2 separate regions of the Homo sapiens genome follow, and region 1 is linked to region 2. The links are chromatin loops, found by intact Hi-C in ENCODE. Cell type or tissue: endothelial cell of umbilical vein. All regions are shown on one strand. Each heading gives the region's core, and the rest is flanking DNA. Links, peaks and the distances in the headings are about the cores only. Region 1 holds the start of ALX1 (ALX homeobox 1). Region 2 holds the start of SLC6A15 (solute carrier family 6 member 15).

The links. A loop is a pair of places that touch in the nucleus more often than their neighbours do. Peaks named below come from ENCODE experiments on the same cell type or tissue, not always from the same donor. Only the 100,000 strongest peaks of a DNase experiment are listed, where the experiment ranks them.
Region 1: a loop joins it to region 2, with 1.9 times the contacts of the local background. A loop is called at or near these places in 2 of 110 quality-filtered maps.

Annotation. Positions count from the first base shown.
Region 1 is chr12:85,272,825-85,289,497 of GRCh38, reverse strand. It overlaps ALX1 (ALX homeobox 1), which reads right to left and starts at 9,278. Exons shown (of 4, transcript NM_006982.3): 1 at 9,011-9,278; 2 at 5,622-5,926; 3 at 2,517-2,645. The coding sequence starts at 9,236. RefSeq lists a silencer at 8,893-9,187. In endothelial cell of umbilical vein, for the core only: no CTCF peak of the experiment used is centred there; DNase peaks (open chromatin) are centred at 8,387, 8,727, 8,957, 9,247 and 1 weaker place; H3K4me3 peaks cover 2,720 bases; H3K27ac peaks cover 1,855 bases; H3K27me3 peaks cover 1,975 bases.
Region 2 is chr12:84,906,490-84,923,162 of GRCh38, reverse strand. SLC6A15 (solute carrier family 6 member 15) reads left to right here and starts at 10,364. Exons shown (of 12, transcript NM_182767.6): 1 at 10,364-10,640. It overlaps LOC102724680 (a long non-coding RNA gene), which reads right to left and starts at 10,326. Exons shown (of 4, transcript XR_945154.3): 1 at 10,259-10,326; 2 at 8,301-8,406. RefSeq lists enhancers at 9,603-10,149, 10,150-10,697, 11,246-11,794. In endothelial cell of umbilical vein, for the core only: a CTCF peak has its summit at 10,282; a DNase peak (open chromatin) is centred at 11,782; H3K4me3 peaks cover 2,098 bases; H3K27me3 peaks cover 1,851 bases.

The DNA of each region.
Region 1 (16,673 bases), core at 5,211-13,210, 370 kb before region 2:
GAAATTTTTTAAATTAATTTTTCATTGGAGTGAAAAAGATGATCAAATATATAATTTGGTGTACCATGTCCGTTCCTCCATCGGTGTCTAGGTTACCTCATTCTTTTAATTAATAATATATAAAGCTTTGAGGTACAATAACACAATGGTAAGATAATCTTAGGGAAATGAGATGGTTACTCAGAGTACACTGAGTCATATTGAGCATTTATACATGTCTTAAAGCTGTATAAAGTTTTAGATTCAGAATATGCACTATTCTGAATGCTTTACCCTTTATATAGGTCTTAATTGATGCTAGGCCCTATTCTGATTGCTTTATCAAAGAAGCAAGAAGAGTCAAATATAAAACAACCAACGTACAGGGACAGAAAAGTTGAAAACAGACAGAAATGGGGTTTGAAAGGAAATGAAGACTGAAAGAATAAAATGCACAAAAAAGTAGTCATAGTCAAGTGTTGTGGAATATACTTAGTAAGAGTTTAAAATCCATGTGAAGAGCTCATAATTTGTTACTTTATTACGTCTAAAGTCACCACAGTCAAGTAGTTCAAAATGATATAAACCATTCTCCATTTCACCTATATTTTTATTGTTATTTCTCTGGTTGTGGCTCCTGACACTAAAGCGCAGACTTACAATAATGCAGCTCAAACTTTATGCTCCTTTGGTATCATTTAAATATATTCACAGGTAGAGACAGTCTATTGTCAGGTTAAAATCTGGCAAGTGGGAACCAAATTGTCTCTGGTCAAATCTGAACTTCACCTTACCTCTTTCTCATTTGAGCAATGGAGACAATTAGTAACACCTAGCACATAAGGTTGTTGTGAGGATTAAATGAGATAATATATGTAATCTGCTTAGAACAGTGCCCAGATATACAGTGAGGGCTACTGTAGTGTTAATAACCATGAAGACACTGCAGTCCCTGTCCTCATGGAGCTTGCAGCCTAGAGGGGAAAGATTTTTACAGAATTTTGTTTAGAAACTAACGGCACTCAAACTAACTCACACTGACTCAACTAAGGCACTCAAAAATATTTGGCAAACAAAATTTGACTAGCCCTATGATGGTAAGTAACCACCAGAGGTAGCCTCATGCTTTAAAATAGGAGAAAACATAAGGTAACCTCTTTAAGATAAATTTTAAAAGAGAAACAAGATTCCTCCTATGGCAAGGAGATAGGAGGCATTTATTGAAAAGGTATCCATAAGAATAGTCTTCTAGCAAGCCATTGGGTAAAGGTTTAGACGTAGCGACCTTTACAGTCTCTCCTGCAGGAACCCACTTGTATGATCACAAACCAATTCCTTAACTCAATTGAGCCCGTTTTCATAACTTTTTTAAAGGAAGGAGTTGAACAAGGTGACCTCCAAGACTTCTTTTATTTAACATATAATATTATATTAATAAATTTGGGGGATTTATCTGGAGGAGTGAGGTTTCTAAAACTGGTTTTTAAGAATCATAAAAGGCATAGGAACACAAGGAAAGAACAACATTAAAGAACTGAATTTGTACTCATAGTGTTGAAGAAAATGAATACTCAAGTTTGGGGTTCAGATCATCTAGTTAGTGAACTATCAAGGTATTTCTCCAGCATATATGTTTCATATGTGTTTTCACATGGGTCTCTTATAATGCATATCATTAAATAATAAATAACAAAATAATGCATAGCTCGTTGCTTATAACGTAGGTTTTTTTTCATCATGTATCAAATACAGTTCTGAATATCATTATTAAGTATTAGGAAAAAGTGACACAAAATAAATTAGAAAGACAAACATTTACATTCATTACAAAATATGAAAAAGAAATATATAGTCTTATATTGAAAAAGAAAAATGAGAAGAAAAAGAATTTCTAACACTTTTTGTAATGAAGTAAAAGAGCACCCATTATAAAGGGAAGCTGTTACTCATCTGTGATTAACTTTTAAAATTATGTCTGATACTAATTCTATCTCTGTTTTAAGTCAAACAGGACCAAATGTGGACCTTTAGAGAATAAGCAATTTGAAAACTGAAAAAAAAAAAACATAGAAAAAGAGACACATTTTTAAATGGAGTTAAGGGCTTAATAGGCCACATTTGACATCAGGTTTTAGTATAGTTCATAAAACAATATCCACAGAGATTGCATGCTAAGCAACACTCTATTTACAGTATTTTTAAAAGTTAACAAAAGGAAGAGAGTCTGAGTAATTAGAATGTAGGATAATTAAAATACCTGTATCATTAAATGATGCTATTTCATTGGTGGCAATATACAACAAAATTCAAAAGAAAAAAATACCCTGAAATATTTTTAAATGAATGACTCTGTAAGAAAACAACAAGAAAATAATTCAGAAAAATTAAAACTTAGCAGACATGAAGAATGTTTTCTGAAGCTTAGATTTTCATTCTTGGCTATTATCTTACATATAATAAAGCCTATGCTAACCATTTTAAGAATATACAAACCAAATATCCTTTTCTTGATCAGTATTCTGTGTAGTTTAGCATACCTGTGGGTAGCTGTCAGTCCTTGGCAAAACTGATATATCATAGGTGGCAGCAAAATGGCTTTTCGCTTGTTGTATTTGGCCATAACGTTCCCTTTTTCTCCATTTGGCCCTTCGATTTTGAAACCAAACCTAATTATTTAATAAAAATTAGAATTTTAGCTAAGGAATATTTGATAAAGCAAATGTGATGTTAAAAGACATCAAACAAGAAAGGTAAACCAGGTTAAAAAAATTACGTAAAAAGAAATGTATTTATGTTAGAAAAGGATCCACAGATTTTACTTTTTCTTGTATCTTGATGTGGTAAGTGATTTTCCCATGAGACAAAATAATTTAATAGAAAGAGGCAGGAGACTTTCGGGAAATACATCTGATACGTCTGAGCCTCTGTTTTCTCATTTATGGAAAACAAAAAGCAATTAGATTATATGATCCTGAATACTCCATATATCTCCACATTGTCATGGATAAGTCTCCTTTAAGAGAATGCTGCAAGTCTGGAAGATGTATATGCCGTAACGTAAACTCAGTCAATCTATAAGCAAATTAATATCTGAGTCTATTAAAACTTATCTTTAAAATATATCACAAAAGTGAAAGCTCTTCTCAGTTGTGCTCATACCTACATAATCTTTTAAAATTTTAAACATAAAGATTACACCTAAATATATGGCAGCAGCAGGAACATCATGATTATCTAGAAATAGGAAAAAATGAGATTACATATTATAATAAGCATGACAAGAATTATAGGTAAAAAGGAATCATCTAAAGTTGAACTATGGTTTTAAAATACGTGAATGTGCTTATTACATACATTATGCAACTTATTTTCCCTTATGAAAATGCTCGGATATCTTTACGTAATTTCTCTAATTTAAAGCACAGGTAATGGAAATAATATAAGAAATAGGGCAGATAGAACCAAGTGTCAAGAAAGTCTATCAGTTACTGTGGCAGCTAAGGTCACTAAGCTATCTTCCACAATTTCTCTAATTACCTATTAGAAGTATTTATTATAAGAACCATCTTCCTCAGCAGGTTGGATATTCATTAATTCATACCTGTAATATTCCAATATCTTCACTTTAATATTAAAGGGAGATGCAGAAGATTATATTCAATATATATACTTGGATGTTTTTAAATGAACATTATAGGAGTAGCTTTTGGGAATCTAGTCTTCTTCACACAATTATGTTCAGAATATAAAATATTTAGGAAAAAGGCTAGAAATCAAATATAAAAAATGCAAGTTGTAAAAGCCTTTTGTTGAAGTTTACTTGAAATTTTCACTCTTTTTCATACTCAATTCTAATCTTGTATATCTTTACCTTCACCATTATGGCAACATATTAATACTCAGTTTAATTTTTTAGTACACATTACAAATTTAAGATGGCACTTTGCAGAGTTTTCAGCAATTGAAATGAGCCAGAGAGCTACATGTTCATTATAGTTTTAGTACACTGCTGATAAATGCATATTATCCATTATGCCAAGGCTCAAGACATCAACAACAACAAAAAACAAATCAAATTTTCTTGCTGTCTCCGCAGATGAGCCCCAGGAACACACTAAGGGAATTTAGTAATACGTTTTTGGGTTTTATTTTTTTTTCCATTGACAAAAAGAACTTGACAATTTCCTTAAAATGAGTAATAGTTACCACTCTTATGTGCAAAGCAGGAAAGAGAACGACCTGAGTAAATTAAGTTCAAGTTGGCTCTCTGTGCATGTTCTCAGACAAAAATTAATCAAGACTTGGTGAATGTTAAGGGGAAAAGATGCATTATGTACAGTTGGTCACTCTGTGTGCAAACATATTTGTTTATGGTTACAAGTATAACTAATTTAAATATAGACAAAGACAAAAATCTCAAACTTACACAGCGGGTGTTAATACTCGACAATTCTAAAATTCTTTGTTAGCATGAACTTTCTACATATTTACTTCCTGAACCAAGATAAAGTAACCATTTGCTTCCACAAACTCAAGTAAAAATCTGCTGCTTGTTATCCGTGTGCCACCAGATGTTGTCTCTAATGATGTAAGAGCCTTACAATTTTAAGAAGAAATACCGTTACTCGATTTAGAACAAAAATTTTCACTATTTTATTCATTCCCCCATTTTAGCAGTTTATGGGAATTGCAAAAATCAATACTTTTGTAGAGGAGTCAGAACACACACAAAGACCAAGGCCATTATCCTGAATTATTGTTGCATTTTAAACTCTTACTACTTGGAAACTAGTAAAATATAGTTTAAGAATATCAAATGTAGTCAAAATAAAGTACTCCTAAGAGGTAAAATTTTACCTGGTATGATTTTTCTTTCTCAAATTATTTTTAAAAATTAAGCATATTGGATCATCCAATTTAATAACTAGAATATATCTTATAAACATAATTGAGTATACACAAAAATTTACTTTAAAGCCATTATTTTTATTGCCTATGCAAAATTCATATGATTTATCTAGACTTTAACCATTATAATGGAATATTTACATGTTGACAACTACTAGGACTATAAAATTGTAAATGAGCACTATTTGATCTTGTTTTTAATTATCCATAGTGAAAACATTCCATGGTATACATAACAATTGGGAATTTGTGGGATTGTTTTTTTTTTTATTATGCCTCCAAATCTAGAAATTTCTAGATGTATGGGCTATTATACAAATAATTTACAAATACCTGATATATAATCTAAAAAAGAACCTTAGTGGCTAATAAAACCGAAAAAAAAAAAACAAATAAATATACCAATTACTAAATAGTCATGATTCTGCTTTTCATCCTTTAAAAACTGCTTTTGAAAATCAGAGATATATTATCATATTGTTATGTTTGAATGATTGTTAATTTTTATGTCTCTGTAATAACTTGTGTTCTTTTGTTTTACATATTGCGTGAGTTGTCAAAATTTTTGCAATTAAAAAATAATTTTAGTAGACATATATTCATATATATTACTCCGTTTCTCATCTTCAGCTAGGGAATCAGTTTGTTTCTTTGTGGCAAAATGCACTTATTCAATTATTCTAACACCATTTATTTTCCTATCCCATCCATCAAGGCCTCTTTTTGGCTCCTACCTGGACCCTGGCCTCAGTGAGCTCTGTCCTCAGAGCAAGCTGTTCTCTGACATACACATCCGGGTAATGAGTTTTCTGAAAGACTTTCTCCAGCTCCTCTAGCTGCAAACTGGTGAAGGTGGTTCGGTGCCTCCGTTTCTTACTGCTGGATACATTGCTATCACATTTATCCCCAAGTTCATCCAGCTCTCCCTTCTCTTGCATCCCTTTCACGGGAGACATTCGGAGACTGTTACAGTTGTCCATAGCTCTATTCAGTTCGGTGTGAAGGGGCTGTCCTTCTACTTTAGTGATCCCATAGTTCACTGTACCCAGAGGAGGAAAAACAACAGTTCTCAGGATTGTGAAACTCATCTCAATTAAATCAATAAGTAGAAGTAATTGAGAGTATCAAGAAATTGGCCTATTAATAATTTATTGTGCTAGTATTAATTCAATTACCACATTTCTATACTTAATTCATTGTAGGACAGGTTTAAATACCATTTTAAAATGTGTTCATGCAACTGCTATGATCTGCCAAAATCCGCAGTTCTATTTTACAGGATTTATAAGTTTATGCACATGTTTTTTACTTAAATTCATGTACTCGAATTAAAAGATGATCTGGGTGTTTCATGAAAGAAACTTTAAGTGTCCATGATTTTTGAAAACTGAAGCAAATTTAATGTCATGTGTTTTATTCACAGCAGATAAAACCAAGCTACTAATGTGGCTCAGAAAATATATTTTAATCTTAAATAATACCTCTGTACTAATATCTGAAAGTTATTATCCTCCTCCACGTAAAACGTACTGATGATAGATTTCAGATGTGACATTATTTCCACTAAATTTTGAATATTTCAACTTTATATCCATGTCTGCATTTACACTTTTTCTTCAAAAATAATCTACTAAATTGACAAAATAAATTTCATGCCAAATTTTGAATACGCTTTCTATCGGAAATTAGATTTAAGCAGCATTTTTTTTTTTTACCTAAAAACTTACGCAGTTCTTTTTAAAACATTTCATATTTCTGCTTAGCTAGTTAGATAAGTTTTGGGATTGAAAACTTTTCTATTTTCTCTGCTGAAACACAGAAATTAAAACAGCTATTAAAACATTACAGAGCATGACATCTGGCATTCTGTTAAGGGATGTTTAATTTCAGTAATTTTCTTCAGATTTGATTGCATGCTTGCAGTGTGATATAAAACAAAGATATATCATATAATGCCAAACACCCACAAATGCAATGGATGCACATAGTGAAATGGGAAGCACTTTTTAAAAAGTAAAGTCAAACCAGCCAGAATAATAATTTCCAATAGATGATCATACTTTTTTCATTTGTTTCTTTTTTTAAAATTACCCCCATAATGTATTTTTACAACTCTTTTCATCATTATACAAATATATTCAAGTTTAATGCGCATATAACTTCAATAGCTAATAATTGAGTACTGTGCATTTCAATGTCACTAACGGAGTAACTCTCAAAAATGTTCTCATAATAAAAAATGTCAAATATTTGAGGTGATGGCCAATTAACGTAATTTAATCATTCCACATTGCATTAAAAAAACTTAACATTACTTTGTACCCCATAAATATATACAACTATAATTTGTCTATATATATATATAACAAATTTTTTAAATTAACGGTTTTCATGCAAACGAAGATGTGATGTTAAACCAAATATAAAGAAGAGCCATGACTGATTAACAAACGGTTCTATCTCCTTGGGCAAAATTAAAGGGGGAACTGCAGCAATTAGGGATGGGGGAGGGGAAGCATCAGAGAGGCTAAGGGCATCTCAAGAGAAAGACAGGATCTCTCCTAAATTAAGCGGATGACTGCCTATGTTCATCTTCCTTAACACTTCTTTGTTATAATTCATCTTAATAGTGTGATATTTGTTTAAAAGTTGATAACGCATCAATTATGTCTCTTATTTTGGATTCTCGACTATTCAAAATAAAATATTATGATCAAGTCCATCCAGAGTCAATACAAGACATTGCAGAATCATTAAAGAAAGACCTGTCAATTCAAATAACGTTAGGCATGCACCTAAGAATTCCACAAATACAGATACCAGGTCTGAAACGCAGCCAGAAAACCAACAACTCAGTGTAAGAATAACAAAAAGTATACGCTCGAATCTTTCTAAATAAATGACTGAAACGACTTAGCTGATTATTTTCTCTATCATTTGCACCTTTATTTTTGATTTACCCTTAGTCAAAAGTTACTTGCAACGTTAAATAAAATTAGTTAAATATGAGATTAATAAAAGAAAAAAACTTGTGTTCAAAATATTTAGAAAATGAGCTTCTACAGGCCAGTGTTTTGTCAGATTTTGAATTTCTATAAAATAGGGGGCAGGGGGCTTGTTGTAAATATTTCACACTTAATTCGTTTGTTATTTTAAAGCAACCCGCCCCTTATAGCTTAACTGTGGAATATATACAATGATAAGGAGAAGTTCTCTTGGAATTGTAAACGTGCTTTAGCTGTCGCGATCTGAAATAATAGGTTAGTATTAGGTTACAAGATAGAAAAGATAGATGGTTTGTTTTGATAACATTTTGACTTGGAGATACTTGGGCATTCAAAGTTGAAGATTTCACCCAGAAGCATTCCAAAGACTCCTTAGGTGACTTTTAATGTGAAGTCATAAAAATACAAAACGTAGAATCTGGGAATGAGTGATTAGGCCGGGGATGGTTTGCCCGAAGCTATTTAGTGTGCTTTAGTGTTTAACAAACATTCAACGCGTGTTGTATTGCAAACGCAAAAAAAAGCAGAAATTACAAATTCACACACGCTAGAAATCTAGGGATCCTCAAACTTTGAAAATATATCGCCACGTCTTGGAAAATTAAAAAGATTTATCTTTACCTAAAGGAGCTCAAAGGGTTTTTTGTTTTTTGTTTTTGTTTTCCGGTTTTTTTTTCCCTACTCGTGACGACAGTGACGTACTCTAACGAGCTGTGATCGATTTCAGTTCCTACCGCCCGGACTGCAAGGCGGGCTCGCAGAGGAAGCGTTCTGTCTTGACTCAATTACGCTCTATTTAGCGCCCTATCAGTTTACTCCAGGAACCAATATTACAGAAGGACTCAGGGATCCGTAGGCGACCAGACCCTACAGCGAAAGGAGAATCGCTCAGAGGCAACCCGGTGCTGGATCTCTCCCTCCCTCCGCCCTCCGCCCCCAAAGGCTGCAGCAGCAGTAACACCGCTTCATAAAGCGAGCACCTTCCACTACCTTCCTCCACCTTCCAGGTCCCTCGCTCCCACTTTTCTCCTTTCTCCCTCCCTGCCTGATCAGACCGATCCTGCATTTTCGATTGCGGAAGGGCTGCGGCGGCTCCGGCTGGGGCGCTAGCGACTCACCGCTGCTGTCCTGACAGGGCGAGGTCCTCTCCAAGCGCACGTGATGCTCGGCGCGGGGCAGGGGTCCGAAGGCCTGCACGCATTTGCCTGCAGACGCTTTGCTGTAAAAGGACTCATTGTCCAGCGTCTCCATAACGTGCTCCAGAGGACCTCCTGCGCCCATGTAAAAGTCACTGTTTTTACTCGGAGGGCTCTTGAGGGCAAACTTCTCGCTCAGAAACTCCATAATCCTGGAAGACTGTCGCGTAGCTCCTGGGGCACAGAAACTGGAGAGCGCTGGGGGAGGGAGCCAGTGGGTGGGAGGAGGGAGGGCCAGAGAGGAGGGAAGGGAAAGCGAGCGCTGCGGCGTCGGGAACTGCCCCGCTCCGGTCCCTTTAATACGTCCCGGCTGGAAAAGGAGCACCCGAAGTTGCTTTTATATCTTGAAACTCAGCTGGCCTCCTCGGGCAGCCTCCCAGTTCTAATGAATATGAAAATAGGCGGGCGACTAACTCCACCCCAGGTCCCCCTCCGCCCCTACCCCACCCCCATTTTCCCCACTTACCCGGGCAGAGGGCGTCCAGGCCTAGGATAGACAGACAGACAGCTCCATTTCAGACAAATGCCAGGAGAGACGAGCCCCTGACACCCAGATTCATTGCCGCCGTGACAGTGGACTGGCATTTCGGAAGATCTTGGTGAGATCGCAAAGCAGTTAAACCTCCACTCCCTACTGCCTGCGCCTTCCTGAGCCACCCGTCCCCACCCCGCCCCCATGCCGGCCACTCACTACCAGAAAGATTTAGAGGCGTCTTAAGAACTTGAAAGGAAATATTGCTCTAAAAGGCTTTTATTTCATCCGTAAATCGTTTACGTGGAAGATTCACATTAATCCGAAGCCCAAGGAACCAGATGCATTGGCAACTGTTAATCGCAGCCGCCGTAGTAGAGGGGCCGCTTCGGCTTCTAACCGGGAGGAGCTCGGGGTCCGGGCCAGCTGGGAGCTTTACGAGGCCGTGGCCTTTTCTTTTTCTCTGGAATGCGGCGGAGTGTGGACGCGGTGGCGATGGGTGGGAGAGAGAAGCCGAGCAAGAGGCAATGAAGCCATTATACTAATGCCAACCAATTCCCTACACCCTCTTCGCCACCCTTCCCTTTGGTCCACGATTTTATCATTAGACCCAAATTATTTTAAGAAAACCCGTTAGGATCAGTGCCTTTGAAAGGCTTTTACTCTAATGCCAAAGTGAGGATTGTTACAAATAGGGGTTTATGAAGAAGAGGAATGTCTGCATATTTTTACAGAAATTACTTTTAATTTTAAAGAGTTGCTGTGGAGTTACTCCGAAAAGCGCTCTGGGAGTGAGTGGTGAGCGCGCGGAGCTGCGGGCACTCGCGGCGCGGCGTCCTGGGCGCGGACAGGTCCAAGGCCTCCATTTCCACCAGAGGGGATGGTAGGGCAGGCAGGACAGCACTGCTAGGTTGAAAGCCCTTCTGTGTGACTTTTGGCACGACTCTTGGCTTCCTAGGAGCCCGCGGCGCTTGGGGGAAATGCGTTCGGTGCCCTGGGCACAAAATCGCATTTGCGTCAGGCACCCTAAGCTAGCAAATTTGGTGAAAATAAGCCAGACAGGTTTTGGTCCAGGTAGGCCTCTGCTTAGACGTCCTGACACAGCCTTTGTCAACACTGGCACTCACAGCGGCCGTCGCGTTTCCCCAGACAAGTCTGGCAATTATGGTGAGGCCTCGGGCAGGCCGAGCAGCCCGGACTCTGAGGATGGTGAGGCCAAGCCCAGCTGTGGTGGGCATGCTGATGGGTTTGAGAGTTTCCACCTTCTGCGGGGGTCTTAGCTGACCCACGCCTCTTTGGTGAGACCTTCTTCGAGACCTGACCAGGCCTCAGCCAGAGAGTAACAATCAGGGAGGGCTGTGCACCCCGGAGCTGCTCCTTAGCGTTGCGCGAAAGGCAGGGTCGGCCTTAAGCACCCAGATCCGACCGGCGGATCCCGAGCAGATCAGCTGGCAGCAGCAGCCTTGCTCGCCCGGCCAAAGTCCAACCCAGACTGTTCTCCCAAGGAGGCGCACAAGCTTAGTTCACATGGCGCAGCGCTCAGTGTGGCCTTGAGCGCGCACTCAGATTCAGGCAAGTGGACACTATTCCTGGGACTAACTAGCTTCTGCTGTATTATTATTACTCTCTCCAGAGCAGTGCTGCAAGAACCAACTGCAGATTGTTAAATTTCAGGGGAGCAAGGTCAAAGAAAAGCACTAGGGACTGAGCTTCAGCAGGAAGCCAGGCTGCGTCGGGCCGCAGGAACTCCAAACCAGACAACCTGGCATTCTGAGGTCAGGCCCAGGGGGAGAGAGTGAGGTGTCGGAAGAAGCCATTGAAACGCTCTTCTTAAAGTGTCCTGTAGCATCCCGACCTTGCGTGAGCAGTAGCCTCAGCTCTGCGTTCTTTGGACACTTTCCAGCGGGCCCCCGGGCAGCCTTGTGGAAACGTTGAGTGTTGCGTTATTCACTCACTCCTGTTGGGTTAGCCATTTTCGATTCTTTCCTATCCCCTTCGGTACCTTCTTATTTTCAGGTATCCTGAAAGTCTGACTTTCTCTACTAAACACGGGAAAGATAAGAAAATGGTCGTTTAATATGTTTTACAAAAATTCACAGCAGCAACAACAACACCTATTGCTGACTTGAGGAAATATACAAACTAGTTATCAACCAAGTTATCTTGTAGAGCTCTGTCAGCTTGTTTATAAATATATGTCTTAAAAGCCCTAAATTTCCGGAAAAACATTACGTGTCTTTTAAATGAAAGACATGTGATACAAGTTCTAGGATACTTGTATGCCAATAAAGGTCCAACTCATAGAGAAAAGTACAGCGTAGCCAAGGACAAGAGCTGTCTAGTAAACCCGTTTCTGCCCCATTACCAAAACTCACTTTTGATGGTAATGGTTGAAGGGGTGGGGTGTAAGGTGTCACCAAACCAACATAATATCCCTGGAGCTCCCTGGAAACTCAAATATACTACACAGAATCCCGTGTGTTTTGTGACATGTAACCACATGTGCCCATAACAGAGGAAACAGCTAATGGCAAACTCCCATAACGAATGTTTAATCTGCAGTTTTTGGCAAGAAGCTGGGTATTTGGTTGCCAACAGCTGCATTACATGAATTTTGAGAGGTTGAGATGGAGTTTATGGTTATGACACAGCTCTAGAGATAGGGGCATTAATAATACATTGAAAATAATACTAATCAAAACAATAATAATTCAATAATTTCTAAAAGTCACAAGAAGGGAGAAGAAATTACATTGGAGATGGTCTCACTTTCCCTGAGATCTACCTGGGCTTTTTCCACCAATGCTTTTAGGATAGCCTTCTTGGAAATTGGCCACAGTACTTTGATAAATGCTTTCAGCCGTCCAGATCCAGCTTGGCTCCTACCACCACAGCTTTTAAAAGTCCTCCTCAATTCCAGCAAGTCAGCTTGGCCCAGGCCTCAGGGGCAAGTGTGTTCTGAGGGGTAATCAGCTCGCCATATACATATATATATATACACACACATACATATACATATATATATACATATATATATGTATATATATATGTATATATATATGATCCAGTTTATTAGGTCAGGTTCTAGTTGGGGTTTTATCTCCTGGGGCCTCAGCCCATCAACCCCAGGCATCAGTTTTCTTCTTTACCCACTTATTTTGCCTTTGAGAGTATTGTTCATCTTTTTCCATATTCAGGATATAAACCCAGGATTCAGCTTTCCTTCTTTTATGTCAGTCAAGATATCTAACTAGAATAAGCTGCTGTGCATCCTTTTCTGATTTACTTCCTTCAGATCTGAACTTTCTCGATGGGCACTAACACTTGCAGGAAGTGGTGGGGTGAGAGAGGAGGTAGGAGAGCAACAGAGGTGGGGAGTCATTGATTTCTTTTAAAACCTAACAGAATTTAGGACATCCTAGGATTTCAGCACTTTTGGATCTTCACTGCGTATTGATGCTTCTTCACATCTTCTTGATGGGGATGAGGAGCAGTGCCTGTGGGTGAGGTGTAGGGCGGGGATCAGGAGGAATAATGAGGGTTAACAAGGCTATTACAGATTCAAGTCTCAGCCTCTCTGAAAAACTTTCTCCTCTAGTAATTGAGATGTGTTGGAGCAAACTTGATCATTCCTCTGGCACCATGGGATCCTAACAGAGAGGGGGAAGCTATTTTGTGAAGATAAAGATGACTGATGCTACCATTTGAAGTGACATCTAATATTATTCCTGCGACCAGTTTGTTGTTGTTGTTAGGTGGCAGCTCTCCCAAACAGTGATTTGGGATATTTTTAAAGTATTTTTTTTTTAGTTCCCATTTAGAGCCTAGAATTAAAATAATCAAAGAAGTTAAAATTATTAGAAAGTCCATTGAAATGAGTATTTGACCCTCCCCCACCCCCAAAGTAGTGCTTTATTAGAAAGTAAAATTCAGATAAAGGATTCGCAGGTTAAGGCATCTTGACTCATTTTACTAAAAAAGAAAAAAAAAACCTCACAGACTAAAAGCTGCTTTTAAAGCCAGTCATCCCTTTGAAAATATGTTTTGGGAAATGAAAAAAATATTTACATATGCAGCATTAAAGCAGTGGTAGAATAAATGTATAGACCACTCTAGTTTCTTCTGATTTCGACTTATTGAGAGAAATGTCACACTTACATACTAATAGTGGGAATGTCAAGATAGGATTGCTAGGATTTTAGTCTTAGCACTTCCTTTTTGCAGTGAGAGTTTGAGGCTTATTGTAAGTAGAGCAAGGAAAAAAATGTGTGCTGAATCAGGCGAACTATGCCAAATGTAGAAGAGCAATGGTCTGAAGAGGGGAGGAGCTGGTGGAGAGAAACTTTCATGAAAAAGTACTAAAATAATTGAATGTCATGTAGCATGGCAAGATGCCAGGTGGCCTCGTGTTTTTGTGTGCTCTGCTGCTGTTTTCCCTCCCTGCCTTCATCTTCAGCCTTCCCACAGCTCTGCAGACATAACAGATACTGAAATATATTTTGCATCAAAGCAGCTCAAGAGGTTTTCATCAAAATAAAAATATTTGGACACACAAAGAAATATTTAGGCTTTTCTTTAAAATATATGCCCAATCCACCATCATCTACTCCAGAAAACACACCTACAGACAAAAGTGTAACTTTGTGAGATTTTTGAAGTTTCTGCCTTTAAAAAAAATTACACAGATGTTAATCAATGTTGTAAGTCTTTAAAGTATGCTGCTGCAAAGCTGTCCAGTATGATGAATTAAATTTTTACACTTATTGTAATAATATTATTAAATGTTTTGGTGTTTCATAAACTTCTGTTTTTTCAAAAAGTGATACTTGTTTCTGAATACCAATGTGTTTCAATAATAGTTTTTCACACAGTTGTGTTTTCTTAAAAGAGAGAGAAATAAACTTCTGTTCTCCTAAAGGATCCAATTTAAATGTAAAAATACAGTATGACTCCTTGACCTTGGTGCAAATATCTTGATTTATCTAGCATATGTGTGCACATTACAATAGACATTGTTTGCTTTTACTATAAAATGTATTTTATTCCAAACTTTAAAAATAATTTATCTGCAATAATCTAGTCACCTTTATTTCTTTCTATGGCTGTCGTCATTTTTCCAGGAAGTTCTGAACATAATAAAGACCGTTAACGCTAGACTTCCTCTATGACACATATAGAAGTGCATAAGTAAGTTAAACTGTATTCAATTCATAGACTGGTATTTCACTATTAAACTATTAATCATGTCTCTAAAACGTTTTTCCACTATTTTGTTTGATAAGTGAATTGTTAAACTTCTACTCGATATATTTAAATACATTTTTTTCCTGCTGAGTTACTAGGTATGTCTGAAAGACAGGGCTGCTTATTTTCAAAAAGATGTGCGTGCGTATTCACTCCTTGAGCTTTCCCATTTCAGGGAAAGACTTCCTTAAAGAAAAATCTCAGTAAAGATAACTGAGACAAAATCATGGATATTTCTCCTTTGGACTGGAATTATGCAACGTAAATGTGAAGTCCGTGGTCATTAATCAAACCCGACCAGAGTATAGCCAATATACAAAATCAAAGAGAGTCGAAGGAGTGAAGTAGATTGGCCTCCCGTAAGTTCTCCACCTACTGTGCCCCTTCCGTGCCCATTGATACCTTTTATATCAGGACAAGAGGCTAGGGTTTGGACCCCAAGGTGTTGAGCTTAGAATGCATCTCATTGTGGCCATGAAAACGTCTCGAAATCTAGCTTATCCTCTGTCATGGTGTTTTATAAGTTCAACAGAAAGAGGAAAAACACAAACACATTTATTACATCAAGGATTATTCAGAGAGAAAAAAAGAGGGAGGAGAGAGCGCCAGCCCCTTTATTTCGAAAATCATCAAAGAACTTTAGAGAAAGGTAAAGATTAATATTCACTCCTTTTTTCCTCCCAACCTGTCTTGCCTATCCCGAGCAACACAGATTTCTGAAGCGAATTTTGATGAGTTTTAAATACTATCTGTCGTAATGAGAGTTTCGGAACAAAAAGCTCTCTGTGGCTCGCAAAAGGGAAGCCGAGCTTGTGGGACACCCCTCCTAGGGGTGCAGGACCAAGGGCTGCAAGCGGTGTCCCCGATCGCGCTGAACCACTTCCCAAAGCCTGCGCCCTCGCCCAGAGACAGCTGTAGACAGACATCTCGTTAGCCCTTTCTGATCAGGAACTGTGAACAGGTTGTGTGCGCAGCAAATTTTTGGAGGCAAATTGGTGCACCCCATTGCCTGGGTGGACCGCCGCTTGGTGCGCACCTCGGTGAAGGACCACCTTCCTGGCTCCCGGCCTGGAGGGAGCCATGAGCGACTGCCGTGCGGGACGTCTGGAATGAGGACCGGCTCTCCACTTCAACCAAGTGGGCGAAGTCCCTTACAATCAAGAACAACTCTGTGGTTAAACGCGCATAGGTGGAGGAGTCTCTATTCTGAGCAAAGAGAATGAAGTTTCGCTTCTCATGGAAACTTAAAAGAGCCTCGACGACGAATATGGAAAGGAGTTAGTGGTTAACCGATTTGATGCTAACATTTCATCAGTTGTGTTTTCACCCCTTTAAAGTTTAACCCTTGGAAAAACAGCATATTTTAAGCTTTCCCTCCAAATATTGATGTTGGCAGATGGATCATCTAGCCGTCCCTTGGTAAGGACAGTGCCCTTTTTGTTTCACATGTTGGCAATCAGAATTAATCCATATCACAAAATGCGGCAGATTTCGACTTTAGTCAAGAGACATGTAACTCTCTGACAGTAAAAAGAGCACGCCTGCACACACACACAAACTTGGGGGGACAAATTGGGGGTGGGGGGAGCGCCCGAAAGTAGCTCATACCTCACTTTTAACTACCTGTCCTCAACAAGTAATGATCCACTCCCCCGATTTAAAAAAAAAAAAAAAAAGCCAGGTTTCAGCCTGACTGCCAATATTTTCAATGCCAGGCCACGGTAATGTCTCTTCTTAAGATCTTGTTCCACACAGTAAAAAATTCTTAACCTTTACTGGATATTTTATGTCCTTTTTATTAAACAAAGTTGATGCATTACCTCTAGCAGGGTGGCGCCCTGGGCATCCGAAGACCTCTGTTGAAAAGCC
Region 2 (16,673 bases), core at 5,759-13,758:
ACAGAAGCTCTATTTGTAATTGTGTGGTTTGATTTCTCCTCTTGTTCCTCCCTTCCCGCTTATTCCCTAAGAGAATAAGTGTGTCCTGTAGAAAGTTTGCTCCTTCAGGCAAAGTTCCAGAATGAGAAGACACATGGGGCAAAGTGGAGCAGAGCTGAGTAGAGTTGAGCAAACTACAGTTGCAGGAATGTAATGTGAGTGAGTAATAAATGTGTGTTGTGTTGTAAGGAACTCAGATTTTTTGGTAAATAGTGGTGCAGTAAGGCTGTCTGAGACAAGCTGCCATGGACTGATCCATAGTTAGGTAATTAGATCATAAGGGTGGATACCTCGTGAATGGGATTAGTGTCCTTATAAAAGGGATTCTTGAGTTCGTTTTTCTTGTCTTTGCTCTCTGCCATATGAGGACACAGCAAAAAGTCAGCTATCTGCAAACCAGGAAGCAGTCCCTCACCAGACAGTAGACCTGCCAGCATCTTGCTTTTGAACTCCCAACCTCCAGAACTGTGAGAAATAAATGATTGTTATTTAAGCCACCTAGTCTATGGTAATTTGTTACAGCAACCTGAACTAACCTAAACACAAGCTTACAGGAAAAATTGATTTTTTTCAATATAAAATAATATTCTTGAAGTAATGATTTCTGAAAAGATTTCCAAAATGGCTGTGGAGAAAGAAGAAAAAACTAAATAGGCAGATTTTTTTTAGAAGATCTTGGAGAAAATGTGAAAGAATTACCTCCCAAAGACTACCAGGCCAGATGGCTTTACAAGCTAATTTATTTCAATCTTGCAAAGAAGAGATACTTCCAGGAAGATACATCCATGCTATTCGACAATTTGGTAAAACAAAAAATATCTCCAATTCATTTTGTAAAAATCAGCATTGCCATAATAACAACATCTAACAAAAATAACACACACACACACACAAACACACACTCATGAGAAAAAAATTTCTGTTATAGATGGAAATACTTTACTGGATTGGCTGTTGTCAATTTCTTGCTACCGTTACTTTCTTCTAGTGTAGTGGGCAGTGCATTTCAAAGAATCATCTTCCCTGTAGGTTTTTAGAGCTTGACAATAAGATACATTGGCATGTATTTTGGAAGACAGAAATAGAAGCCACAATTTTCAGGAGGTCATACAACCAGCTTGCTACATTGCTTGAAACTAAAGTTGTTGGTAAATATTTGATTCTCTGGCTGTAGCATTCTAGAATTTTACTCTCCTACATTAATTCCTGCCAAATTTTTGAAGTCCTATTTCCTATGTTAAATATCTTATTCCTGTAACATTTATGGTGGCTCTGCTTTGCTGACCAAACCAGGACTAATAAAAATGTTCATACAAGAATGGTTCTACGGGAAGTGACTTTAAGGAAAGGAGTCTGAAAGTGGTTCCAGAATCTGCTTACATTAAAAGGCTTTCCTGCCAGTAGTAAATGAGATTCTGACAATCTCTCTAGTGTTAGGAAAGAGACTACATAGCAGTGGTAAAACTGAGTCTAAGAAATGTCACCGAAGTATTAGTTGGGGGACTAAACTCAAGCTATAGGAGCTACAAATGCAATATTTGAAACCCAAATGTAGATATTTGATCTTGATTTAAACCGCTTCTGCCCCTTACTTTGAAGCCCATGAATGACATAGCCCCTTTTTCACTACGACAAGCTTCCCTCCTTTATTTCTTATTCTCTAACAGTGAGTAACTTTGCCTTTGTTTATTTTTGTGTTCCTCATGCAACAGAGACTAACATAACCATTTTATTAATTTACAATGTTGTCATTGTAATTATTGGACAATTCCCTGTGGAGGATGTTATAATGAGATTTTACTTACGTACCTTCCCTATAAAGTAAAGTTGGGGGCATCACGAAATCTTTTCCAGTGTTTCCAGCTCTCTGGGTGTTGTTCTTTGGCATGTGTTTTTCAGTAAAGATATACTGAGGTTGAGTAGGGAGGGCCACATGGTAGCATATGTGGGTCTGTGAAGAAGTATACATGGGTATTTATTTGATAGCAAGCAAACTGCCTTGCAATTAATAAACCCTAATAGCTTCTGGCTTAGTATTAGCATCTGTTAAGCTAAAGAGGCAACAGGGAATCAGCAAGGTTTAACTGTAGGTTGGGGGGAATTCTAAGCATAGACTTAGACTCTGCCTTAGCAGAGTCTTGTGTCCCAAACTTGGAATGGGAAGAGTGGTACCCCATAGAACCTGAAGGAATAATATGAGCAAAGACAGTGGACATCTTAGTGATTATCTCTGCAGATACATAACCCAATAATCAGATGATACCAACTCTTTTGCCTGGGACCTATAGGAAGTCCCAAAATCCTTGATATAAAAATATAGGAGTGAGGTGGGGGCACAGAGGATGCTTGGAGATTGCAAGGAGGCCCTAAGAATGAATGAGGTATACTTTTTTTTTTCTTTGCAGATAAATTGTATGTGAGTTCAGAGTTAGAAATTAAGTTAATTTATAGAAATAAGAGTTGCAGCTACAGTGGCTCCCCTTACCCACAGTTTTATCAGTTTTAAATTGCACTCCCTTCTGAGTAGTGTGATGAAATCTTGTTCTGTACCACACCATCCTGCCTAGGACATGAATCATTCCTTTGTCCAGATTCTTCATGCTGTAGACACTACCTGCCCATTAGTCACTTAGTATCAGCCTTGGTTATCAGATAGAATATCATGAGATGGCAATGCTTGTGTTCAATTCACCCTTATTTGACTTCATAATGGCCCCAAAGTGCAAGAGTAGTGACGCTAGCAATTTGGATATGCCAGAGGAAAGGAGTAAAGTGCTTTCTTTAAGTAAAATGTGAGGCTGTGAGTAGTGATGCAGGCCTGTAGTCCCAGCTAGCTATTCAGGAGACGGAGGCAGAATAATTGCTTGAGCCCAGGAGTTTGAGGCTACAGTGAGCTATAATTGAACCAAGGCACTCCAGCCTGGGCAACAGAATGAGATTCTGTCTCAGTAATTAAAAAATAAAAATAAAAATATGAAAGCTCTCAATACGAAAAGAAGAAACAATCGTATGCTGAGGTTGCTAAGATTTACATTAAGAATAATTCTTCTATCTGTGTCATTGTGAAAAAAAATAGACTTGTGCTGGTTTTGCCATAGCACTTCAAACTGCAAAAGTTACAGCCACAGTGCATAATAAGTGCTTAGATAAGATGGAAAAGGCATCAAATTTGTGGATAAAAGACCTTAAAAGAAACATGTTCCAACTGTTTGGCAATCCAGTTTGGTACTGTTCGTGATTTCAAGCATCCATGGAAAGTCTTAGAACATATTCTCCCAGGATAAAGGGAGACTACTGTACTGCTGAATGTGGTCTGATAATCCAAGGGCATTTACCTACTGAGGTTCTAGCATATGTCAAATTCAGATTTGGGAGGTGGGGGAGTAAATATTTACTACCCGCATAAAATTACGCATGCCAAATCCCTGTACACCTAGAGAATTCCAAATTCTCTAGGTCTAAAGCCAACTTCCAAATTATTAGACTAGTGACCAAATTATTAGACTAGTCCACCCCTATTATATTGCTTGTGGTGGGGAGGGGGGAAGGATGAGATACAGAAATAACACTGGGGGGTGGCCAGAGTTCACCATTACTCAGGGATGATGCTCTTCATTCATTTGAGTTCTCATGACTCACGATTCCACCAACAGCTGAGAAAGCCAGGCCCAAACATCACCATTTAATTATATGCTAGACCATCAAACTTTTTCTCAATGACTCAAACTCTTCAGTTCCTAGTATCCAAGGTAGCTATACTCCCTGTAGAATGTATTTTCATACATGAAGTGTAGGAGATATTTTATTTGTTCATGTTTTTGAGTGTTTAAAATTTTTTTTCCCTTTTGCTGTTTTTCTGTTAATAGTGCTTTCTTTCATTGGGAGAAGTTTATGCCACTCTGATCATATGGAAAAACGAACTTCATTTCTGAAGCCACCTTGGTTGGCTCAGGTGTAGGAAAGTGACCCAACATAGCCAAAGTCTTCCCTGGGAGGTATAGAAGTCAAAGAAGGAGGAGAAGGAGAATAAGGAGAAGGAGAAGAAGGAGAAGTAGATGGAGAAGGAAGGGAAGGGGAAGACAAAGAAGGAGGAAGAGGAGGAGGAGGAGGAAAAAGAAAAAGAAAGAAAACAAACCAACATCCCACATTTTTTTTTAATCTAAAATTTTTTTAAAAAAACTAAATCTAGGCCAGGCATGGTGGCTCATGCCTGTAATCCCAGCACTTTGGGAGCCTGAGGCGGGAGGATCACCTGAGATCAGGAGTTCGAAACCAGCCTGACCCACATGGTGAAACCCTTTCTCTACTGAAAATACAAAATTAGCCGGGTGTGGTGGCATATGCCCATAATCCCAGCTACTCAGGAGGCTGAGACAGGAGAATTGCTTGAAACCGGGGGGCGAAGGTTGCAGTGAGCTGAAATCGCGCCATTGCACTCCAGCCTGGGCAACAAGAGCAAAAATCCTTTTCAAAACAAACAAACAAATAAAAAACTAAATCCAGTTGGAATAGGATTATGCAATCATATGTGTCTTAAAGGTCTATGCCGCATATTTGAAGATTTGAAATCCACAATTAATAAGCTGGATTTAACAAATAAAACATACATACTCTGGAAAACAACATAGATAATGTAAATGAAAGTGAACAAGTACTAGGCCACAAAGAATGTCTCAACAAATCCAACAGAATTGATATCACAAATATTAAGTTTTATGACTTAAATGTAACTATAAGTAATAAACAGTAAAAAAGTTTAAAATATGCTCATAAATTAAGCAAATAAGAATTGAAATTATGGTTATTATTTTTAGGGCGGCCTCTTCAAGCCAGAATAGGTTCAGAGAGGCTCCTGAAATTATTTTAAATGAACACTTAAAGTATTATATAACCAAAATGTTTAGGTTGCAGCTAAAGCTATGCTTATAAAATAAATTATAACCTTGAAGCAATGTAGAAATTAAAATGTACTATATTTGTTCAAATTCAAAACCTAGGAAAAGACTGAACTCAAAGAAAGTAGGAGAAATATATAAATAACACAAGAAAAGAAATTTACAGAAAATAAAAAATTATAACACCAATAATATCAATAGTTGTTTCTTTGAAAAGACTCATAGATAATGTTTAGCATTTAACAGATTGAAAGAGATATGAAGAAAAGGTTGAAACAAAACCTATGGAGAAGTTCATATATCTATAAATGTAATCTAGGATTTAAAATTCAAAAGAAAATAGTACAAAAATTATTGAAGCACTTTTAAAAATTAGGTGAAATGAACACTTTAAAAGAAATGAATTGCCAACATTTACTCATTTACTCGAGAAGAACTAGTTAACTTGAATAGACCAATAGAAAAACTCAATAAATAATAAAACATATTGCTGGGTACTGTGGTTCACAACTGTAATCTTGGTATATTTAGAGGCCAAGATGGAAGGATTGCTTGAGCACAGGAGTTGAAGACCAACCTGGGCAACATGGTGAGACCCTGTCTCTAGAAAAATAAATATTAGGCCGGGTGCGGTGGCTCACACCTGTAATCCCAGCACTTTGGGAGGCCGAGGCAGGCAGATCATGAGGTCAGGAGTTTGAGACCAGTCTGGGCAATATAGTGAAACCCCGTCTCTACTGAAAATACAAAAAAATTAGTCAGGCATGGTGATGTGTAATCCCAGCTACTCGGGAGGCTGAGGCAGGAGAACTGCATGAACCCGGGAGGCGAAGGTTACAGTGAGCCGAGATCGCGTCACTGCACTCTAGCCTGGGTGACAGAACGAGACTCTGTCTCAAAAAATAATAATAATAAATAATAATAAATAAACATGAAAAAATTAACTGGGCATGGTGGCATGCACCTGTAGTCTCGGCTACCTGGGAAGCTGGGGTGGGAGGTTCACTTGAGCCTGAGAGGTTGAGGCTGCAGTGAGCTGTGACTCCAACACTGCATTCCAGTCTGGATGACAGAGCCAGGCCCTGTCTCAAAAGAAAAAAAAAAAAGCATAAATAAGAAATCTTTATCTTACCACTTTCCTACTTTCCTTGATTTCTCAGGTGAGTAAGAAACAATGTCTATATCATAAAAGGGTATTTGAGAGACTAGAAGTGTAAGCTTTGGATCTCATTTTACAGTGCTAGAATAACCTTATAAGGAGAATATAAATCACTTATCAAATACATTTATGTGTATAGATGAAAAACTCTATAAAAATATGAAAAAATTGGGTCCATCAATTTATATAAAGAAGAATAGTATCTCATAATCAAGTAGGATTTATTCCAGGGATGCAAGCATGGTTCAATAACAGAAAATCTATGAATATGAATTTTATAAAATAAATTAAATTGTAAAAACCATAAGCTTGTCTCTACGGAGTAAGACATATTTGCAATATCTGGGTCTTCTTTCTCTTCCTCAAACATATCAGTTAAATTCTTTTTTTAGGGTCTATTCACTGATCCTACAATCTTTTTAAACTGACTGAAAAGACCCTTTTCACTGACCTCTACCTGGAACTTACTCCTATCTCCTTATATCTACAAGGCTAACTCCTGCAAATCCTTCGTGTCCTTGCACCAGTAAAATCTCAATGAGACCTACCCTGACCACTCTATTTAAAATCTAACTCTACCCTCTTTCCTGGGACCCTCCTCAAAGTCAGGGGAACATAAACACAGGGGTCTTTTCACCATGTACAAGTTCATAGATTGAAATGTATTCAATGAGCAAGTATCACTTTTGTATTCAAATTATATTTTAGAAGTACGTATAAAAATCATGGAGCCTATAGAATCTGTATATACCAATGAGATTGTGCAGCAAATAAAAGGCACCTCATATACTTTATACAAAACAAATACCATTAAATATTTTGGTTTCGGATATTTAAGTAGCTATATAGACTAATGCTGAGCATAGTACCTGACACACATAAAATGTTTTAGAGACATAGTTTGCTATTATATTAAACATTATAATAAAAGGGCAACTTAAAAACTTAGTGGTTATAATCAGTTTACAGAGGTAGGGGGTGCATTTCTCTGTCAAAAAAATGACAGCTTGTGTTGGTATTTTTACTCGCCAGGGCCATTTAGGCTTTATCTTCAAAGTGCAGAAACAGTAAAATTCAATCATTTCCTACATTGTCTTGATTGCTTTACTATCTTAGTCAATTAGTTAAAAAATTGATTTGATTACTTTGACATTTGCCAATTCAGTTAACCCATCCTCTACCCACTGAGAAATCAGAGAACCTACTTTCCTTGCATCTACCTCTCAGTTCTTCATCAGTAGTATGAATAGAACAGAATATTCAGTGGATATTTTGGGCTTGTGCAGACTTTGTTTTCATAAAAATTTGGAGACCATATATCAAATGACATTTGGCATGGAGGACGTTAGAATAAAAAGTTTTATTAAAATGCAAAAAAAAAATCCTCACAATATACTCTACTGCCCATATAGCAATATAAGCAAATGAATTAATGTAATCTTAGGATGTGAATTGATTTCAATGTTTTTCTTTAGTATTGTAGTTTTAAAATCATCTTTTAGTAAATGTTTGAATTATTTTTCTGAACTCTAGTGCTACATCTTTGGAAGTTTTTACATAATATTGTTATTCTAAAGGATTTGGTTTAAGAAATAAGGTAGAAAGGCTTGGTGAGTCAGATTCCTTCTCTCCTCTAGTCAAAGAGAATACTCTTTTCCTTCATGTGATCTTTTATCAAATTTTAAAAATAATAAGTGTAACATTAATTGCTTAAAAGTAGGTATCAATTTCAGAAAGTGATTTAGATAGGGCAGGTTTTTATTTTTACAATATCTAACAGATGCCTTTTGACGGTATGACCTTGGACAATCAAAGCTTCAGTTTCTTTTCTGGCAATGTTTTGTAAAAACTAGACCTACATCACAGGCTTGGTGTAAGAATTAAGAAGTATATATTCATAAAATATAGAAATTATTCTGTACATTGCAAAGACACATAGTTAACATTAATCAATCCTTGTTAATATTATTAAATACAGTGTGGCTGGAAGCACTAGTCTCCCTTAACTTGTAGTTAATTCTTCCAAGTTCTGTTTTTTTCCTTTCTGTGTGCTGCCTCTTCCTCCCACACCAATCCCATGTTGGCCATTTTGCCCTATGGTGACAGAGAAAGAACTCTGTAATCATTACCCTAAAATATATTAGCAATTGAATTTTAAATCTTTGAAGACTCATTGTTGTTAAATTTTAAAAATGAATACATTTTACCTTTGGCTAGGGTTCCCAGACTCTCCTTTTGAGGTCTCTCCATTCTTCATCTATTTATTGTTTTCAAAGTTGCCTACCACTTGTGTTGAGATTCCACCCTTTCCTCCTGTTAAAATAGATAATTTGTTAAAGGGTTACAGGATAGTATAAAAGCACATGAAGTTTGAGGCCAGCATATCTGAATTTATTTCTCCATTCTGTCATTGAACAAGTTTTCTGACTTTTTGCAATTTTTTTTGAGTATCACCTCTCTCTAATCTCTAAATTAGGAAAAATCACCTCATTAATTAGTTGAGAGGATTAAATAAGATATTATTAAGCCCCAGGTACTTAGTGGGAAGCTTAAAACAATAGTTGCTTTCTCCTACTTCTCTTCATTGGCATTGAGACATAAATTAGTATCAGTCATTATGGAGGGCATCGCTCTACAAATATTTTGTGACCTATGCATATGTATTGGAATTAGGTATCAGACACTAGTGAAAAAGCGTGGGAGAGAAATAATTTTCGTACTTCTTGGTACTACCGTAAACGATTTCTGCCAGCATATGGATAACTTTGTTTCCCACAGATAATCCTAATCCTGATCATGGTGGACACAGCTCTCCTTATTTTCCTAAAATTTTCTCAGTTGTTATTGATAATGTTGGTACTGTATTTCAGTTTCTTTATATATCAACATTAAATATTTGCCTGTCACCAAAATGTGAAGTAAAAAGCAAAAAAAGTCCTATAAAAGGTTTATTTTGACTGTTTTTATTTTTTCACGTGGCGCATCTATCAAAGAGCATTTATTTACTCATGGCAGGGGAGGCGTATCAGGGAATCAAATCTAATTTAATTTCTTAACTTTTAATTTTTCAAAGTTGGGATTGGAAGAGAGGCTGAGAAAAAACTCTCTTGGCTGTTTTAAAAGCTAAGGATTAGTAGCAATGTTCTGACCTGAAATTTAGGTCTTGTGATTTCTTTCCAAGAGATTTTTCACTGCATGAAAAACCTGTTTGCAATGGCCTTTTTAATTTAATTCAATCTTAATTGGATACGAACCGTAAAAATCTAAGGGATTGTTAAAAGGCCTAAAAGTGCACAAAAGTAGTTTTTAAGAGTAATATTAATAATCTGGAAGTGAAAAATTAACTTTGCTAAATTACTGAACCTTTCTACCTAGCTTCTAGGTTCATTTTGTATTTCTTTCAAATTTTGAACGTTTCAAGGACGGAAAATTTCATCCTTAGAGCATACGCACTGTTTAGGGGACGGTTCAGCCATTTTCAAAAGGAGGCTAAGCTTTGTGTTCAGAGGTGTATATTTTAGGAATTCTCCACGTGGCTTAATTACGAGCATGCCTTGATTGTTAGCAGAGGTAAGTCAGGCTTCATCTTGTAATGAGACCCCTTGGAAAAAAGTCTGCTGCTGAGGCACCAACACAGGGTGGGTGAGGGCCAGCTTTCTAAAACGGCCTTTCATAACCTGGCGAGAATCACTGAGCGCTATGAGGCCACCGCCTGACGGAGAAGCCAATGCCCAGAGGCTTTTTCTTTCGCAAGAGATGTAAATGGCCGGCTTGGGGGAATAGGTAGGGAAAAGGGTTCTTTGGGTCACCCATTTTTTCTAGTCCCATTACTGACTCTTGGAGAATATTCAGATGGTGCCAGGTAGCACCATGCCTATTATTATTCTCACTGAGACAAAAGTCAGCGGCTGGTAACTGGTGTCCATTCTTTCGCTTGAGTGGGTTGGAGAAAGACGGCATGGCTGGAGGAATTTGTTTTGTTTTGCTTTGGAGCGGGCTTCCTCAGTTGCATCCTGCATCGGGCGGGCACAGCCCCGGGCTCTGGGAAGACGCCGCTCGGCAGCCGCAGTGGCCGCTGCATCAATGGGTTTTGGGGCAGGGAGGTGCGGAGCCCAGCCTGCGCTCCTGGCTACCCCTCCGCGCCCCGCCGCCGCCCACAGCCTACCCTTCTCCTCTGCAGCCGGTAGGCGGCCGTAACACGGGCGGGCCGAGCACGTGGGCGCCTCCGTCACACCCTCACACATACACACACGCGCGCGCGCACACACACATACGCATGTACACGCGCACCCGCACCCGCGCGCCTGTATCCCGTGCTGTTTCCCTGGCAGACACACAGGCGCTCACGAGTCTCTCCTTGCCAGCCTGCAGGGCGGCGACCCCCAAAACCCAGCTCCGGGTCCCAACCTAGGCAAGAAGCTGCTTCTCTGCCAACAGCTCCTCTTCGGCCTCCGTCACAGCCACCTGGACCCTACCCTTTCGCGACTGCTGCTGCTGCTGCCCGGACGTGGAAGCAGCAAGAGGCGCTTGGTCAAGACACACTGACGGTAATGGCAAGCGCCTACGCTAAGGGCACAACTGGGGGTGAGGTGGGGCTCGCCATTAGCCACCCAGGAGCCTGGGCACCAGCACCGGGAACGAATTGATGGATGGATGCCGGGAAGGACTCGCTGCGTCCTGGGGTGGGAGGAGGGAGGGCAGCTCAAAAGCCCTGGGAGGGAGAAGCTGGGCTGGGCGGGCAACCGTCTAACTCTGCATCTCTGTACAATCAGGGTGGGGGGCGACAGGCTGCACATGTAAGGGGAAGCACATGGGTTGAAACGTGCCGCCATCCTTTCTTCCCGTCGTGGAAATTGCCCACAGCATCCCCAGAGACCTACTCGTTTCCAAGCCAAGTCGGGGTTGGTTGAAGGGTGGGGTCCAACACGGGAAAGTCCAAGAGGAAAGTTGGGAGGGTTGGGGCAGAGAGAGACGCGAGGTGAATTGGAAGCTAAACCTCGTGCAGGTGGGCGATGGGGCGGGGAGAGCAGAGAGCTTTATTCCTCATTCGCTTCCGTTCGCTTTAGCAAAGGCAGAAGGCGACTACCGAGGACAGAGTGTTTTCACGTGACCACAGTTCCCCTTTGCTTGAGGTATCCTGTGATAAATGGCCCGAAAGGGGGCCTTTCGCCGTACGAAAGGCACGTGGCTGCTGGAGAAATCACGGCTCCTGTGTTTCTGCGCATCCTGGAATTTGAGAGTGTGGCGGTGAGGGTGGTGCTGCTGGGACTGTAAGAAGATGGGAAGCAGTTAGAAACCCAGATCGTTTCTACCTTTCTTTCACTAGGCTGGTCTGTGTGTGACTGGGAAGAAGACGGTATTGAGTACAGGGAAATCCTTGCACTCTAACGTAGCGCACCAACTGGATACATAAGAATGAATCAAGACGCCCGAGGCGTTCGGGAACAGGCATGACCCACCCAGTGGCACAGGCTGCGGGAACGGGAATTATTTTTCCTGAGCTGAGAAGCAGCCTTTGATGTGCGTTTTAGGAAGCAAAGCCCCCAGGCTCGCGCTCTCCAGCGTCCCGCTTTCCCTTTCCATCCTCCTCCCTAGCTGGGAAAGGCTGGAGTAAGACGGGGCGGGGTCCGGACTCCGGCGCAGTGACGTAAGCAGTGTTTGGGTGCTTATGCAAATAAGTCTGCGACGGTTTCTTCTGGTCTTGCCGTTTTCCCCTCCAGATCTTATAGGTAGACCCAATCTTAGTCTGCACCATCCTTGCGGTTCACTACTTAAGACGTATGGGAGAAATGAAGGATTTGCTTTATATGCTGCTTTGGGGCTCCTCATCGCCCATGCTGTAAAAGCTATTTTCTACCTGTCAATGCCTGATTGCTTTTCTGCTGTGCCAGCAACAAAGTGTTTGTTTTGAGGAATTATTATGTGCAGACACAGCCCCAACAAGCCCCTCACCCACCCAACCTCATTTCTGCAAGATCATTGCTGAAACACAGACCTATTTATGTCTTAGGCGCCCAGTACTGGGCTTGACTTGTACGTTCTTAATAAATACTTAATGATGGACTAAATCTTCTTTGAACAGTGTTAGGTTTTGAAGGGAAGGCGAGGGTTAAAGACACACACACACACACACACACACACGGAAAGAGGGCGGCTCAACAGCAAATTCAGGCTTTCTGTCCAGCATAAATCCTACAGAAGTGGAGGACCAGCCTAATGCCGGAGCCCGCTGCCGCTTACAGGCTGGGGCCATTTATAGGTACGGGCAGAAGGGGTCTGAGCAGTATGGCTTGCTGCTCCGCGGGATATTAATAAGATGCTTCCATGAAGAGGCGGTTCTGGCTCTTGTTCCGGCGCGATGTCGTTCTGTTGTTCAGGGTGTTCCTTGGACCTTTGTCCAGCAAGATATGATAGGGATGTCTCTTTAGTTAGGCCTTTGTCCAACTCGTGGTCAGTTGGTTAGACGGGATGTTTCTCACAGCTCGAACCCCTGTGAAATGTTTCGCTTTCACCAAGGTCTGCAAAATAGCAGGGAGCTTACAACATGGTGCAGTTTGGACTAACAAACAGTATGTATTTTTTTCTCTCATATTAAATTCAAGATATTTGACCATCAAAATCAGGCGATTTTATTTTTATGTGTTGTTGCCTTTTCTATGGAATCATCAATGATCCATGTGTATTTGTTGTGGTAAAACATATCCCAACAAATTTAAAATGGAATTTATTAACCATTTTTCTCTAAATAAAGCTTTCAGTTTGTGTTTTTTTTTAGGATGACAGGAATTAATAGGATTTTTAAAGAAAGATAATCTTTTACTGTTGATAAGCTTTTCTTTTTTCTGATTGCACATTATATAGTTGATTGAAAAATTATTTTATAATTCTAATATAGTTAACTCGAGATGTAGTATTTTAATCGAATTAAGAAAGTTATTTTTATATGTTTCTAGGAGATCAGTACTCTATCACTGAATAAATATGAAATAATGCAGAATCTTAAAACTGGATAACAGTTATGAGAGATGCCAATAATCAGATGAGATGCCTTCCTTGTCACCTACTGAAACATTTAAAATAAGTCAGAATAGTTACTAAACTCTAAAGTCCGTATTCATAGTTACTACCTTACCCAGTGATCATAGTTGAAATTGTAAATATGCTTCTCTTGTCATAAAATATAATTTGTATATGAATAGGTAAGATATTTGCATTCTTTTTAACTCTGGGATTATATCATCTAGGAAATTGAATCATTGACTTAGAATAGCAGACCCAAAAGAGAGCTTGGTGGCTATCAAAAGCTCCTAAAAACTTTTCTTTCACTTCTCAATGGACCTCTCACCTTGTGGAAGAGTATGTTAATTCTTTATTACTACATACATATGCATGATAGGATATATTAGTATATTCTTATGCAGCTGTGCAGAGTAGATTTTGAAATGGTTTCTCAGCAGATAGTATTAATAAAAATCTACAGGCATAGTTGGATGCATGAACAACATTCAAGGTTACATAGCAGGAATCATTAGATTTATTTCTACTTTGCTTATCATACCACTCTTCTGGCTGTCTTTACTAAACAATTTTTGATGTATTTATCTGCTTAAATATTAACTTTGACCAGTAATGATCATCTCTTTTTCTGTGAACAACAAGCCCTAAAAATAAACTGGGATATAGGGCAATTTCAAATGCAGAGTATCACTTGACACAGGGCAGAGCTGTAAGTTGTGTTCAGCCTTGAAGGTCACTTTATTTCCTTGTGATTAATGTGCTAAGGTATCTTTTCACATAAGATGAATTGACTTTTATTTTTAAATAGAATGCATACTTTGGGAACTTTTTCACCTATCAGATTGGCAAAGATCAAAGAGATTATTTGTTATACAGAAGACAGTAGAAGAAAGCGGGCACTCTCATGCATTGCTGGTGGTAGTGCAAATGGACACAATTTTTATCAAGGGCTATTTGGTAATATTTATCAAAATTATAAAAGCTCATACCTTTTGATCAAGCTGTTCCAGTTCTAGGAATTTATTCTACAGATATGGAGATGCAAGATATACAAAATAATTTGTTGGAACATTGTAGTAGCAAATTATCAGTGATGATCTAAATATATGGTATACCATACCAAGGAATATCATACAGTAGTTTTTTAAATGAAGCTATTACATTGAGATCAAGAGTTTTGAAGAATTTATTAGAGTGAAAAACTAAGAGGTAGAATTATGCACATAGTAATAGTTGTGTAAAAAGAAGCAGATTGGGGGCTGGTGGGGAGAAAACACATATTAGCTTGAATATATATAGAGTGTTTAAGTGTGTATACACACATATATATATGCTTGAATATACAGAAAATATTTATTGAAGATTTTGGTTACTTATTGGGAGGTACAGATGGTACAGTATATTCTAGGGAGAAAGGGTAGGAAGATATATATATATATATATATATATATGTTTCTTTACTCTTTGCCCTTTAATATCTTATTACAGTATTTTGTATTCAAAATATAAATATATAAAATATTTTAAAGTAAAGACAGAGGCAAATAAACACCTTTGGTAGAGTTTTATTCATTCATCACATGCCATGGAATTAGTAAGGTACAAAAGTCAATGAGTATTTTGACGACCCCCTGATTTTTGTTGTTGTTTCTGAATTTACAAGAAAGCTTCCTCTTTCAAGAGTTTTAGAAATAAAATTATATTGGAGAAGCATATTTAGTACTTGATTCAATAAAGTTATTTAATTATACTAGCAAAAAAGGCATAATTTTAGGGTATTAAAAAAAGTCTTAATTTTGAGATGGGTGTTGAGTCCCATGTAGTTGGTAAGAAATAACACAGAGAGTTCTTGTGAGCTCTTGACAAATTTCCTGCAAATATAACATTTTGTAATAACTATATTAAACCTTCCTAATCAGAATATTGACATTGATACAGTTAAGTTACAAAAGAGTTCCATTACATAAGGATTAACTGTGTTGGCCTTTTATAACCACAACCACTTCACTCCAGTCCCCAGGCTCTCCTTAACTCCTGGCAATCTCTACTCTGTTCTCCATATTTATTTTTTGGTCATTGCAAGAATATTATATAAATGTAATCATACAGTATTCAATGTATTTGAATTGATGTTTTTTCACTCAGCATAATTTTCTGTAGATTCATCTAAGTCATGTATATTGGTAGTTTTTGCTAAATAGTAGTTAATGGTATGGATGTGCCAGAATTTATAACTATTTACCCATTGAATGACATCTGGATTATTTCTAGTTTAGGGTTAATGTAAATAAAACTGCTATGGACATTCCTGCATAGGCTTTTCTGGAACATAAATTTTCATTTATCTGGGATAAATGAGAACACTTGCTCGGTTATGTGGTAGCAGTGTGTTTAGTTTTTAAATGAACAGTCGAACTTTTCCAGAGTGTTTGTACAATTTTACATTCTCACCAGTAATGAATAAATGATCCATTTTCTCTGCATCCTTGCCAGAATTTGGTTGTCACTATATTTTGGCCATTCTGATAGGAATATAGCAACATCTCATAGTATTTTATATTTGCATTTACCTAATGGCTAATAATATCGAGCCTCAGTTCTTGTGCTTCTTTGTCATTCATATATAATATTCATTGAAATATCTCTACCTGTTTTCTTATTTTATTTATAATGGTCGAGTTTTTTTTTGTTTTTTGTTTTTTTTCGAGACGGAGTCTCCCTCTGTGGCCCAGGCTGGAGTTCAGTGGCGCGATCTCAGCTCACTGCAAGCTCTGCCTCCCTGGTTCACACCATTCTCCTGCCTCAGCCTCCCAAGTAGCTTGGACTACAGGTACCCGCCACCACGCCCGGCTAATTTTTGTATTTTTAGTATAGACAGGGTTTCACCGTGTTAGCCAGGATGGTCTCAATCTCCTGACCTCATGATCCACCCGTCTGGGCCTCCCAAAGTGCTGGGATTACAGGCGTGAGCCACCGCGCCTGGCAACGGTCGAGTTTTAAGAGTTCTTTATATATCCTAAACACCAGTCATTTGTGACCTTCAAATATATTCTCCCATTTTTAAGCTTTTTTTTTTCCATCCTCTTAATAGATTCTTTCTCATAGCAAAAGTTTCAAATTTTGGGGCCTAGTTTATCAATTTTTGTGTTTCTGAATCCTGCTTTTGTCATGTCTAAGAGCTCTTTGGTTAACCCTAGATCTCAAAGATTTAATCTGATGACTTGTTTCTTAAAGTTTTATATTTTCCACTTAAGTTTGTAATTCATTTTGAATTAATTTTTGTATAAGATATGAGATTTAGGTTCAGGGTTATACTTTTGCCTAGGGATGTCCAATTATTTCCCGAACAATTTGTTGAAAGAGCTATTTTTTTCTCCATTGAAATTGCTTTGGTACTTTTATCAAAAATTAGTTAGGCATATTGTGTGCACTTCTTTCTGGGTAGCCTCTTCTGTTACATTCATTTTTGTCTATCCTTTCACCAACCTCACATAGACTTCATTACTGTAGCTATATAATAAGTCACAAAATTCGATAGAATCATTCCTCCCACTTCATTCTTC